2 separate regions of the Homo sapiens genome follow, and region 2 is linked to region 1. Evidence: chromatin contacts called from ENCODE Hi-C or POLR2A ChIA-PET data. All regions are on one chromosome and are shown on one strand. Each heading gives the region's core, a stretch centred on a gene start or an enhancer-like site at or near the end of the contact. The rest is flanking DNA. Distances are from core to core; before and after follow the strand shown.

Region 1 (5,403 bases), core at 1,303-3,802:
TGGGCCTCCTGCAGCCTTTGAAATCCTCCTTGTCATTCAGTTGTGATTCCAAATGCCGTTGTCCTAGGCAAGCCGCCGAGTGCCCCGGGAATGAGCGACTCCCCTGGACCCCACTTTATTCACTTTTTATGCCCCTTCCTGGGCATGCCTACACCATAACTCAAGCCCCCCAGGGAGCTGGTGACTGGGGACCGGCATCCCAGTGCTCAGCCTGGGATTCGGCACTCAGAGGGCCCGACAGCCTGGAATACACTGAGCACCCCGCTGGCACCAGGCCCCAAGGACAGGCTGATGTTTCCACTTCCCTGGAGAAAGATCCTCCAGTCCCCTGCTCGGAGGCTGATCCCGGCTGGCTGCCCGCTTGCTCAGGGCAAGGAGGTAGGCTGGAGAGGGCAGACTTCCCTCAACTCACCCATCTTCTGTGGGTTCCTCACCAGCCTTCCTCTGGGCCTGTTGTTCTCCTGTCCAGTGTCTTTCCAGAGAAGATTCCTCCCCCAAGCTTTGGAGATGGGGCTGGGGTGGGGGTGGTTACCTGACCGCTGAGTCGCAGTACAGGGTTCCATGTTGGTCAGGGGTGGCTAATTGCTGTAAGAAGCAAGTGCCAACCTTTGCTTGGCCCAGTGAAGTGGTGTTTCCTGATGTGTTGCAGTGGGATGTCACCGCAGGAGACGAAGGCTCTATTCCACGCAGTCACGCAAGGACTTAAGTTTCTTCTTTTTAGAAGGTCTTTCGTCTCACAGCCTTTCTCAGCCGGGGTTCCAGGAGGGAATCAAGGACTCACAGCAAAGGCATCATGGTGTGCAGGGAACGACTTTCCTCCTGCATACCTGGAATGAAACCAGTTACACACCATCCTTAGGTACATGACTGGTTGGGGAAATGGGCACACCAGTCATTGACTGCAGGCTGTGGTTCAGATGAGAAAGCCTGGTTGAGAAATGCTTTAGGGTCTATGCCCTCTGGGGCCTCCAAGTCCTCCCCTGGATAGTCTGCTTCCAGGTGCCCAGCAAGAAAGGGCAGGAAAGGGCGTGTGCAGCAAGGGCTGCCCTGACAGTTATGGAGGCTCAGGCCAGAAGTGTGGTCATCACTCTGGCCACATCCCATTGGCCAGAGTGTAGTCACATGGTACCACCTAGCTGCAAGGGAGGCTGGGAAATGTAGTCCGGCTGTGTGCCCTGGAAGAAAAGGCAATAGAGTAAGAAGAGCACATGGTCTCGGCACAGGCTCTATTCTTGCACATTCCTTCAGACTCTGCCTCCCACACCTCCTGAGGCTCTGGGGATACCCTATCCCTGAGCCTTCTGGAATTTTGGGGCCCCAGTTGCCCTGTTTCTCCTTCCTGGCCCCCCTCCCTGTTCAGCTGTTTGCCATCTCCCTGCCCACTTCCCACTGATATGTGTTGGGGCTTGTGGATGTGATCAAGGTCATAGGCACAGTCTTTCTTTTCTTTTTCTTGTTCTCCTTGTTGGGGTGGGGATTTTTTCAAAAGGAAGCGGCAAAGGTATTGTACTATTTTTGGGTCCCTACACTCTTCTGCCTCCACATTCTTCTGTTGTGTTTATGCTGCTAGACCTGGAACCTTAGGATGAGCAGGTCTTGGCATCAGACTTTGTTTGCATCAGCAGAATCCTTTCTTTGAAAGAGAACAGATGCAGAAACAGATCAGAGGGTTGCTGCTCTGGTCTGTGCTGGGCCTGGAGGCCCAGAGTCCTTCCTCCTCCCCTGCCCATCCTGTGGACCCCCAAAGCCTTAGGAAGGTCCCTGGGGCTCCTGGGACACAGCTCAGAGGCTCCTGGCTGGTGTCACTCCTCTCTGTGAGGCTTGAATTCTCTCCCTTGCATTCCGAAAGTGGGTCACACTGGAATACCAGCTTTGTCCAAACCTCCCTGCCTCTGGAGTTAGCCAAACCTTAAAGCAGGTTCTTGTGCATGTGTGTATACACAGCAACTGCAACCACAGCAAGAGTGTCCATTCACCCAACACAGACACCCACCTTGTGCCAGGCCCAGCTGGGTCACCTGGGAGAGGGTGAAGGGTAGGAAGCCCTTCCAGAGGAGGTGCTGAGTGAGGCAGGAGGCCGCAGGCGCACACGTCTGCCCTCTGGCACACGCAGGAAGGTGCTGGGAATGCAGGGAGCTTCTCCCCAGCAGACCATGATGCACTCCGCCTGTTACCTTCTAGCGGTGTGCTCACTGGGTTTGGCACTGCCCCTAATCTGGTACCTCCCTTTCTATACGCATCTGTGATTTCAGGCAGATAAGTGTTATGAGTTTGGCATTCCAATGGGATCGGTAAGAACATAAATCACCGATCCATCCTGGGATAAATTTCTCCCTTCGTTCTGAGAGGTGATTTGGTTTTCACTGAGGTGAGTGGATTCTTAAGGCAGTGATCCTCAACTCCCAGGGCCTAGAACTTCACAGAAGGTGGCTCATTTTGATAATGAAAAATGCAGGGGTGCAAATCAGGCAGAAAGGGCCTGCCACTAGCCAACAATGTGTCCATCACCATGTCGCCCTTGCCTGGGCCAGCCTCCCCTCTGCTGCCCATGCAAGGCCTGGGGAGGAGGCCAGACCGCCTGGGTCCAAGCCCTGGCTTTGCCTCTCAGAGGTTCCGGGGCTCTCCCAGGGTTGGTTTACTTGTGGTGAAGCGTGACTAATAGGTAAAGTATCTGACAAAATGGGCCCCACAGGCCATGGTTGCTGCTTCTGGCTGTCCCTGCTGAGAGCAGGTGTAACGTACCTGGCATCACTCCTGCCCCAGAGACACCGATAACACATGTTTGTCAGCTGTAGGTCAGTTCCCCAAGGGTGGCTGCTGTGCTACTGTAACACGGGACTGCAGACTGGGCACTTAAACTACAGAACTCTGTTTTCTCACGGTCTGGAGGCCAGAAGTCCAAGGTGTTGGCAGGGTTGGGTGTTGGCAGGGTTGGGTGTTGGCAGGGTTGTTTCCTCCAGAGGCCCCTCTCCTAGAATTGCAGATGGCTGTCATTTTGCTGTGCCTTCACACGGTTTCCCCTGTGTGTCTGTGTCCTCATCTCCTCTTCTTATAAGGACACCAGTCATATTGGATTAGGGCCCACCCTGGTGACCTCATTTTAACCTAATGACCTCTTTAAAGACTGTGTTTCCAAGTACAGTCCCATTCTGAGGGACCTGGGGTTAGGACTTTAACATGGGAATTTGGGGGAAGCACAGTTGAGGCCATAGCAGCAGCTGTCTCATTCTGCTCACAGCTGGTTCTCTCTGGCCACGTGCCAGAGAGGAGTACGATGCCATCCCCTTAAACCACACACGGACATGCTGCCAGGAGGAACGTCATCACCTTTCAGCTGAAAGGAGTGAGGAATGAGGACAAGCAGGTGCAGAACACAGCCTTCTCACGTACTGGTCCATTCTGCACGTGCGCTGCTGCTGTTACAGCGGCAGACGGGAGGCTGAACTAGAGACACCTAAGACAAACCCTGCTTTCCCCTCCAGATGCTGGCTGCAAGAACGCCACAGTTTGAGAGGAGTGTGGACAATAGAAAGCCTTGAGAGCAGCTGAGCTGACGAAGGGATGGGAAAATGGGCCCTTTTGAAGCCTAGGAATGACCAAGTGGAGATGTGCAGGGTTTGGGGGTGCCCCAGCTTGAGTCTCAGTGCTCTGAGGGACATAGCGCAGAGTGGGACAGCCCGGTGGGTCAACCCCTGCCTGGTTCTGCAGACTTGGAGAGGTGGGACTTCTGCCCCAGGCCGCATGGAGGGCCGGCCCTGGGCTGGGTGTGCCTCACGCTGCCTGGGAGCCTCAGGCAACCTGCTGCAGCTGCTTGTTTTGCCACTCACTGGCCTGACTGCGGGAGCTGGAGGGGCTGGGAGGTCATTCCCTACTCCACAGCTTAGCTCAACCTCCCAGGTGCCCCGCACCCCCATCCCTCCCTTCCCATAAAACCAGTTATTCCTCATCCTCATAAGCGCTCCTAGGACACTTGCCATGTTCTATCAGTTTGGGGGTTCTCTGGGGCAGCCATCCACAGATCCATGCCCCGCCTATGAGCCATCTCCCCTCTCCTTCTCACCCCCGTGCTCCCCGTGTGGTGTCGGCCCCCGAGGCAAGGACCGTATGGGTTTTGTTCACTGCCCACACTCCCTCTGACACACAGGAAGTTCTGGAAAAGCTTCCGCATGGTGAAGGAGCCACATGCGGTTTGGTCGGGTGCCCCAGGCCTCCTCTTGATCATCACGACCACCCTGCCATCCCTGTTATTCGGGGGGAGTCCAGAGCTCCAGGAAGTTGACCACCTCCCCAAGGTCCCCCGAGCAGGGGTGGGTGGAACTGGCTCTGAGCCCACACTCAATGCCTTTCCCCTGTGCCCCGGAGCCTGGCTTGGTGCCACCCAGGACTTGTTTGTGGAAGTGACATGTGAACACCTAGCGAGCTCCATGGGCTCTGCGTGTGTACGTCTTTGCTGACTCAGTGGCCCCACACAGCAACCCGAGGGCCAGGGCAGAAAGCACAGGAGGAGCCACCACGGGTGCTGCAGGGCCTCAGGCTGGGCATCCATCCTCTACCTGTCCTTCTGCCGTCCATCTGTGGGTTCTCCCTCAGGTGCCACGCAAGGCTGGTCCTTCACAATGGCCCAGGCCCTCAAACTCAGTGGTCAGGAGGGTTCCCACCACCTCAGGGCTTAGCGGCAGTCAAGGTAACCTCAGGTCCTCAGGCTACCTTTGCAAATAGGTCCTTGCAAAGACCCTAATTCACATTCACAGATACTGGGAGTTAGGACTTCAACATCTTTTAGGCGGGCCATGATTCAACCCATGCATCTGGGCCTAGGAAGTGGAACTGCCCCAGTGAGCGATGCCCTGGGCACTGTGCAGTTCTGGGGGACACAGCCCTGACAGCCGGAGGGGGGCTTTCTGGGCACAGAGCTGTCTGGGATCCGCCAAGGCAACACAGGAAGGAGTCCAGAGCTCACCTGGGTGAGACCCGAGAGCTGTCAGTGACAGCAGAATCCAGAGGGAGCCCACATCTCCAAGCCAGGTCCAGAGCTCTTCCAACAGGATAGCAGTCTTGTCAGGCACTCTGGGAGGCCAAAGTGGGAGGATCACTTTGGGGCCAGGAGTTCGAGCAACCTGGGCAACATAGCAAGATCCCTATCTCTACAAACAAACCAAAAACCTCAGTAGCATCTTTGTTGTTTTTTCTCTTCTGTCAGGTATTTTGGTAGTAGTGATCTTCTGATTTTACATTCCCTTTTTTTTTTTTTCCATGTAGAAATCTCTATGGCCATTTCCTCTTGTGAATTAATTGAGTTTCTAAAGTGAACTAGCTGCATGTTAGAACCAGGACTTTTTTGAGCCCTTTAGAGCATGCTGGCAGGCGTCATCCCCAAGCCCCAGGGTGGGTCATATTTCTGGA
Region 2 (5,403 bases), core at 1,861-4,360, 400 kb after region 1:
CAAAAAATAGGATAATCTTCTACAGAGATGTACTACTTTTAAAGAACTTTATCTTTTTTGTAAAATCGATATGAATTTGGTACTTGCTCAGTACACTGAGCCTATTGTGAAATTTTCAAAAATGGAAAAGCAAAAGAGTAAGTTACAGATATTTTCTACTTAAGAATTTTAAAATTACTCCAATGTAACCATTTTTAATGGCTGAACCATTTAGTCAATCCACTACTGACTGAATTTTGATTGTTTCCAGTTTTTCACTAACAGCCCAGCAGGGAAAATTCTTATATTTTCCTCCTCCCCTCAAACTAGTATGACTGTTTCAAGAGAAATTCTTATAAGAGAGATCTGGGAGTATGGCTAACATTCTGAGATACCTGTCACACTATGCTCCAGAAACTGGGGTCTTTATTTCTGGCGAGACAAAACAGTAACACTTGCGTGACTCTGTATCAGGCATTTTTCTAAACATTTTGCATATATTAAGTCATTTAAGAACCCTATGTGGTATGTGTCATGGTGCCCATTATTTCACAGACCAGGAAACTTTAACACAGAAAGGATAACTTACCTAAGATCATATAATTAGATAGACCCAAATTTCTAACCGAAGGGCTGGAGAATGCAGGGGTATAATCCACAGAGCATCATTAGGTAGACTGTGGCAGAATTAGGTACTTTCACTTCTCTTTGCCAATCAAGGACAGCAATAACGTCAGTCCTCTCCTCTTCATGCTGTTACAAGCAGGCTGCAGTCACCAGAACAGACCAGGGTTTTTCACCTTAGGAATGTCCTTCCCTTTCCGTATAAAGACGCTCTTTACTGACAGTATTAAGATAGACTTGGGTTATTCTTTTTTCTAGTAATGGTGAGGGACCTTTGTTTGTCTTTAAATTTTGCCTAGTTCTCACAAGAGCCTCCTCTGCTTGTACACGGCTACCCAATGAAAATGCTGTGTTGATTAAGGTTTGAGACTAAAATTCCTAAAAAGGCAATGTGACCTAGCAGGGTTACAAGGAAACCTAACATACTACTGAGAAAGAACAGACAAAAGATGTGGACATTCTGAATGCATAAAAGTAGCCAACAACTACCTCCAACCCCCAAGAACACAAAAAACCCTGGGCTCACTTAAGATGACAAAGTAGGTCAATGCTGACCAATGACGTTCTGTTTCTAAAATTCACATCACCATTCCACTCAGTGATAATGAACACCAATGGGAAATTGGACCATCCGAGTGAGTGTCTAGAATCTCTGTGAGCAGATGGCTCTGCCATCTGTGGTTTTCCATTCCTCCATGGCAGTTAAGGATGCTATAAATTCACATCAGTAACATCTCTGTCCCACATCTGCTAGGAGGAGTCTACAGTCCCAGAGCAGTCATCTAGAAACCATGAGGTTTCCCAGAAAGGCTGCCATTTATTAAAATGAGTTAATTAATAGACTCACGGACTCTTTCAGGGTCTAGTCTGAATTCACTCACAGGAAACTAAACAGACTAAACTCTTTTCCCCTCATCTACTCTCTCCACAGTAATATGGCAAATATTTACATCTCTTTAAAACATGTACTAGCTGGGCCAGGTGACTGACACTTGTAATCCCAGGATTTTGGGAGGTTGAGGAAGGAGGATCACTCGAGGCCAGGAGTTTGAGACCAACCTGAGCAATACAATGAGACCCTGACTCTACAAAAAATTTAAAAATTAGCCAGGTGTGGTGGCATGTGCCTGGATCCCTTGAGACCAGGAGTTCCAGGCTGCAGTGAACTATGATGGAAACCCTGCACTCCAGCCTAGGAGACAGAGCAAGACCGTGTCTCAAAAAACAGAAAGACATGTACTAACTCATTAATCCTCAGGACAACCCTAAGGGAGTACTATTATCAGTCCCTAAAATGGTGAACACCGTTGAAAAGGCACTGGCACAGAGTGGTTAAGTAACTTGCTCCAAGTCACAGAGCCAGTAAATAGGGGGAAGGTGGTCTGAGGCCAGAGCCGAGGTTAAGGACTGTCAGAGCCAAGGCTGTGACCAAGGCGAGCCCGGCAAGGACAGGACCCTCGGCCTCGCCCACTAAGAAGCAGACATTTACAGAATTCCTAAGACGCCGCGTTCCATTTCGTTTTTAAGGAGTCCGATCACATGCGAAGCGCCCCTGCGTCTTAAGCCCAGCTTTTGGAAGGCACTGTCCCTTTCTAAGGGAACTATGGGTCCTTATTTCAGGACTGAGATTTAACATTTCAGTTTTTCGTTTCTGAGACAGAGTTTCACTCTTGTTGCCCAGGCTGGAGTGGCGCGATCTCGGCTCACTGCAACCTCCGCCTCCTGGGGGTTCAGGAGATTCTCCTGCCTCAGCCTTCTGAGTAGCTGGGATCACTGGCGCGCGACACCACGCCCGACTAATTTTGTATTTTTAGTAGAGACGGGGTTTCGCCATGTTGGTCAGGCTGGTCTCGAACTCCTGACCTCAGATGATCCACCCGCTTCGGCCTTCCAAAGTGCTGGGATTACAGGTGTGAGCCACCGCGCCCGGCTTAACATTTCAGTTTTTAAAAGTAGGAGCTGCATAAAGCAGGTGGCAGAAACAAGCAGCAGTGCAGGACGCCCGCCAACCTCCGTCCCCACGCACGAGTTCGAGAAGAGCCCGGAACAAGCTCCCCTGCGACTCTCCGGGAATACAGACCCCCTCCCCGGGATCCGGCCGGGGCTGGGCTCCGCGGCTCTCCCGCCCGGCCCTGGACCCCGCGCCCGGCTCCAGCGCACGAGGCTCCCGCCCCCCGCGGCTGCGGAAGCCCCTCCCCACGGGCGCCCGAGTCTCCCGCGCACCCGCACCTCCGCCGGGGCAACCTAGCAGCTCCTCCGGACGCCGAGGCCCGCGCCTCCCGCCCGCCAGGCCCACTTCCGGCCGCCTGCGGCCGCGGCCCGCCGGGGAACGGCCTAGAGATTCGAAACCTTTCAGGCCGACCCCAGCTCGCCCGCCTCCCTCCGCTGGCCCGCACCTACCGAGCACCAGGAGAGCCATGCCGAGCGCCGGGCTACGTGCAGTCCCCACCGCCGCCGCCGCTTCAGCCCTGCAGCGTGCCGCACGCCGCGCCCCCGCGCCCACGTCCCGCCCCAGGCCAGTCCGGTGGTCCGAGGGGCGGCCGCGCGGGGGCGGGCCGGAAGGCGCTCGCCAAGCCGTGGCTGCGGCTCATTGGTCCGGGCGGACATCGCTCACTCACATATCCAATGGGAGGCGGCCGGGTAGAGGTTACCGGTTTGGTTTTTTTTCACGGGGGCGGTGGCGAGCAGCGGAAGGCGGGGCCTGCTGGGGGCGGGGCTGGCAGTCTCGGCTCGCACCGCCTCAGCTCCTCCGGGCCCTCTCGGGGTGCTGCTCGGAGGGGAGTCCAGTACTGGGCGTTTTTACCTTAGTTCCTTATTCTGCACCCCCCCACCCCGCCTCCTCCTTGCCTGTGTGCGCCCCCACCCTCTTTATCCCGGGGGAGCGTGACTCGGCCTCAGGGCACCCACGGTCCTGGGAGCTGACAGGGAATTCCTCTTGTGCCCGACGAATATTCCGTGGACACACATTTGCTCCGCACGCGCTGTCTGCAATGTAATTCGACAAGTTTCTATTTTGTTGAATTACTTTTGAAAGTTCTTCCGTCCAGGGCGCATGGCTCTGCAGAGCCTTCTCCTCCTTCTCTGGAGAACCCCAGGGACTTAAGCGGTAGCCTCCTCGCTGACAGGGTCTCCACTTTGTCCTGGGGGGCGAGGGGGCTGGCAATGCGCTCACGTGGGTGTGTGCTTTGTAAAATATGCAAAAGTGAAAAAAAATATGTTTGTGGGGCAGGCTGGCGAGCAGTGGCATGATACAGTTCACTGCAGCCTTGAACTCCTGGGCTGCAGTGAGCCTCCTGCCTCGGCCTCCCAAAGTGCTGGGATCACAGGCATGGGCCACCACGCCCGGCAAAAGTAAAAATTTTTTTGCTTTTTTTTGAGATGGAGTTTTGCCCTTGTTGCCCAGGCTGGAGTGCAAAGGCGGGGTCTTGGCTCACTGCAACCTCTGCCTCCCGGGTTCAAGCGATTCTCTTGCCTCAGCTTCCCGAGAAGCTGGGATGACAGGTGCATGTCACCACGCCCGGCTAATTTTTGTATTTTTAGCAGAGACAGGGTTTCTCTTGCCTCAGCTTCCCGAGAAGCTGGGATGACAGGTGCATGTCACCACGCCCGGCTAATTTTTGTATTTTTAGCAGAGACAGGGTTTCTCCATATTGGCCAGGCTGGTCTCGAACTCCCGACCTCAGGTGATCCGCCTGCTTCGGCCTCCCAAAATGCTAGGATTACAGTTGTGAGCCACCACGCCCGACCTAAAAGTAAAATCTTTCAAGCACAAGTTAAGACCACTGTATCTTTCCGCCTTGATTCTCCCTCCTATGTTTGGAGTGGACTCGGACATTTTGTTTTTGTATTAGTAATTTCTCCATATTGTAGTGTGTAAGGCATAAGTATTCTTAGGCAGGGGTCCAGGAGTGGTGGGGGCCGGCTGGTGGGCTTCCTGGAGGAAGTGGCACTAGAGCTGCGTTTGGAAGATTTTTCAGGCAAACTGAACTCAGAGGCACAGCAGCCCTCTGAAGTCACGGGGGCCTCTCCTGGAAGCCACATGCCAGCATTGATTTTCCCCAGGGAGGCTGCTTGTCCCGGGACAGAAATCCTCAGCTTGGTACCCCGGGCAGCTCCTCCTGAATGTGAAGGTGCGTGGGAAGCCCAACCGGTGATCGCAGGGCTGTTTGGGATTCACAGCAAAGGGCAGTGGACTGCGAGCCTGTTCCTCCAGGCCTGTCTGCTTTCCCTGAAGGGCGCCTGAGGGGCAATGAATGCTGTTTGTTTTTCTGACCCCTTTCCTGCATTTGACACATTTCCCCCCTTAAATTTGCTGCTGTTGCTGACTGGATTACAGCGAAGTCCTTCCTTTTCCTCTCAGCCTGGAAAGTCATGCTTTTCCTCCCTGGATGGAGGAATTTAATTCTCTTACCAGAAGAGGGCCCCTTCATTTGTCTTTACATTAAGACAGTTAACTTTGTCCCCATGGGCCACAGACATCACAGCTTCCACAACGCACTCACGATCGAGTTTGTTTTCTCAGGGTTGTGAGTTGATCGCAGCCTCTCCAGGCCTGCTGTGTTTGGGTAGCAATCCTGCTTGGAACAGAACCCTCGAACTGCGGTGGCCCACACTGCCAGTGCCCTTTGTGTGCTGTGTGGTCTCTGTCCCAGTTGGCCTCAGGGCTGATCCTCGTGGAGAAAACAGAGGCCAGATCATAACTCCCTGCTAAATATCCCAGGTCACTGGCTGCTCTGGACCGTGGGCTGAATGCGCAGCTGCACGAGGCACACACCCCTGTGAAGCCCACTGTACAGGCAC

What was found. A loop is a pair of places that touch in the nucleus more often than their neighbours do. ChIA-PET counts read pairs that join two places held with the same protein, here RNA polymerase II (POLR2A). Pooled maps may share reads with other maps.
Region 2: a pooled map shows a loop between it and region 1 (14-fold over the local background). The contact joins the promoter of PDIA6 here to the enhancer-like site in region 1. A Hi-C loop is called at or near these places in 1 of 168 maps with a recorded cell type or tissue (ascending aorta), 2 of 37 single-sample maps with no recorded cell type and 11 of 50 pooled maps. POLR2A ChIA-PET finds 5 or more read pairs at or near these places in 1 of 52 experiments (B cell).

The regions. Positions count from the first base shown.
Region 1 is chr2:10,411,464-10,416,866 of GRCh38, forward strand. The region is part of intron 2 of HPCAL1 (hippocalcin like 1); the gene reads left to right. It overlaps LOC124905972 (a long non-coding RNA gene), which reads right to left. Exons shown (of 3, transcript XR_007086211.1): 1 at 533-5,403. Among named protein-coding and RNA genes, the nearest start is that of SNORA80B, 33 kb to the right of the region's middle. Within about 2 kb of position 2,553, at least 7 of the 41 ENCODE cell types and tissues checked have a DNase peak (open chromatin) inside an H3K27ac peak, as active enhancers do.
Region 2 is chr2:10,809,675-10,815,077 of GRCh38, forward strand. It overlaps PDIA6 (protein disulfide isomerase family A member 6), which reads right to left and starts at 3,111. Exons shown (of 13, transcript NM_005742.4): 1 at 3,004-3,111. The coding sequence starts at 3,022. RefSeq lists enhancers at 1,018-1,127, 2,114-2,173 and a silencer at 2,664-3,413.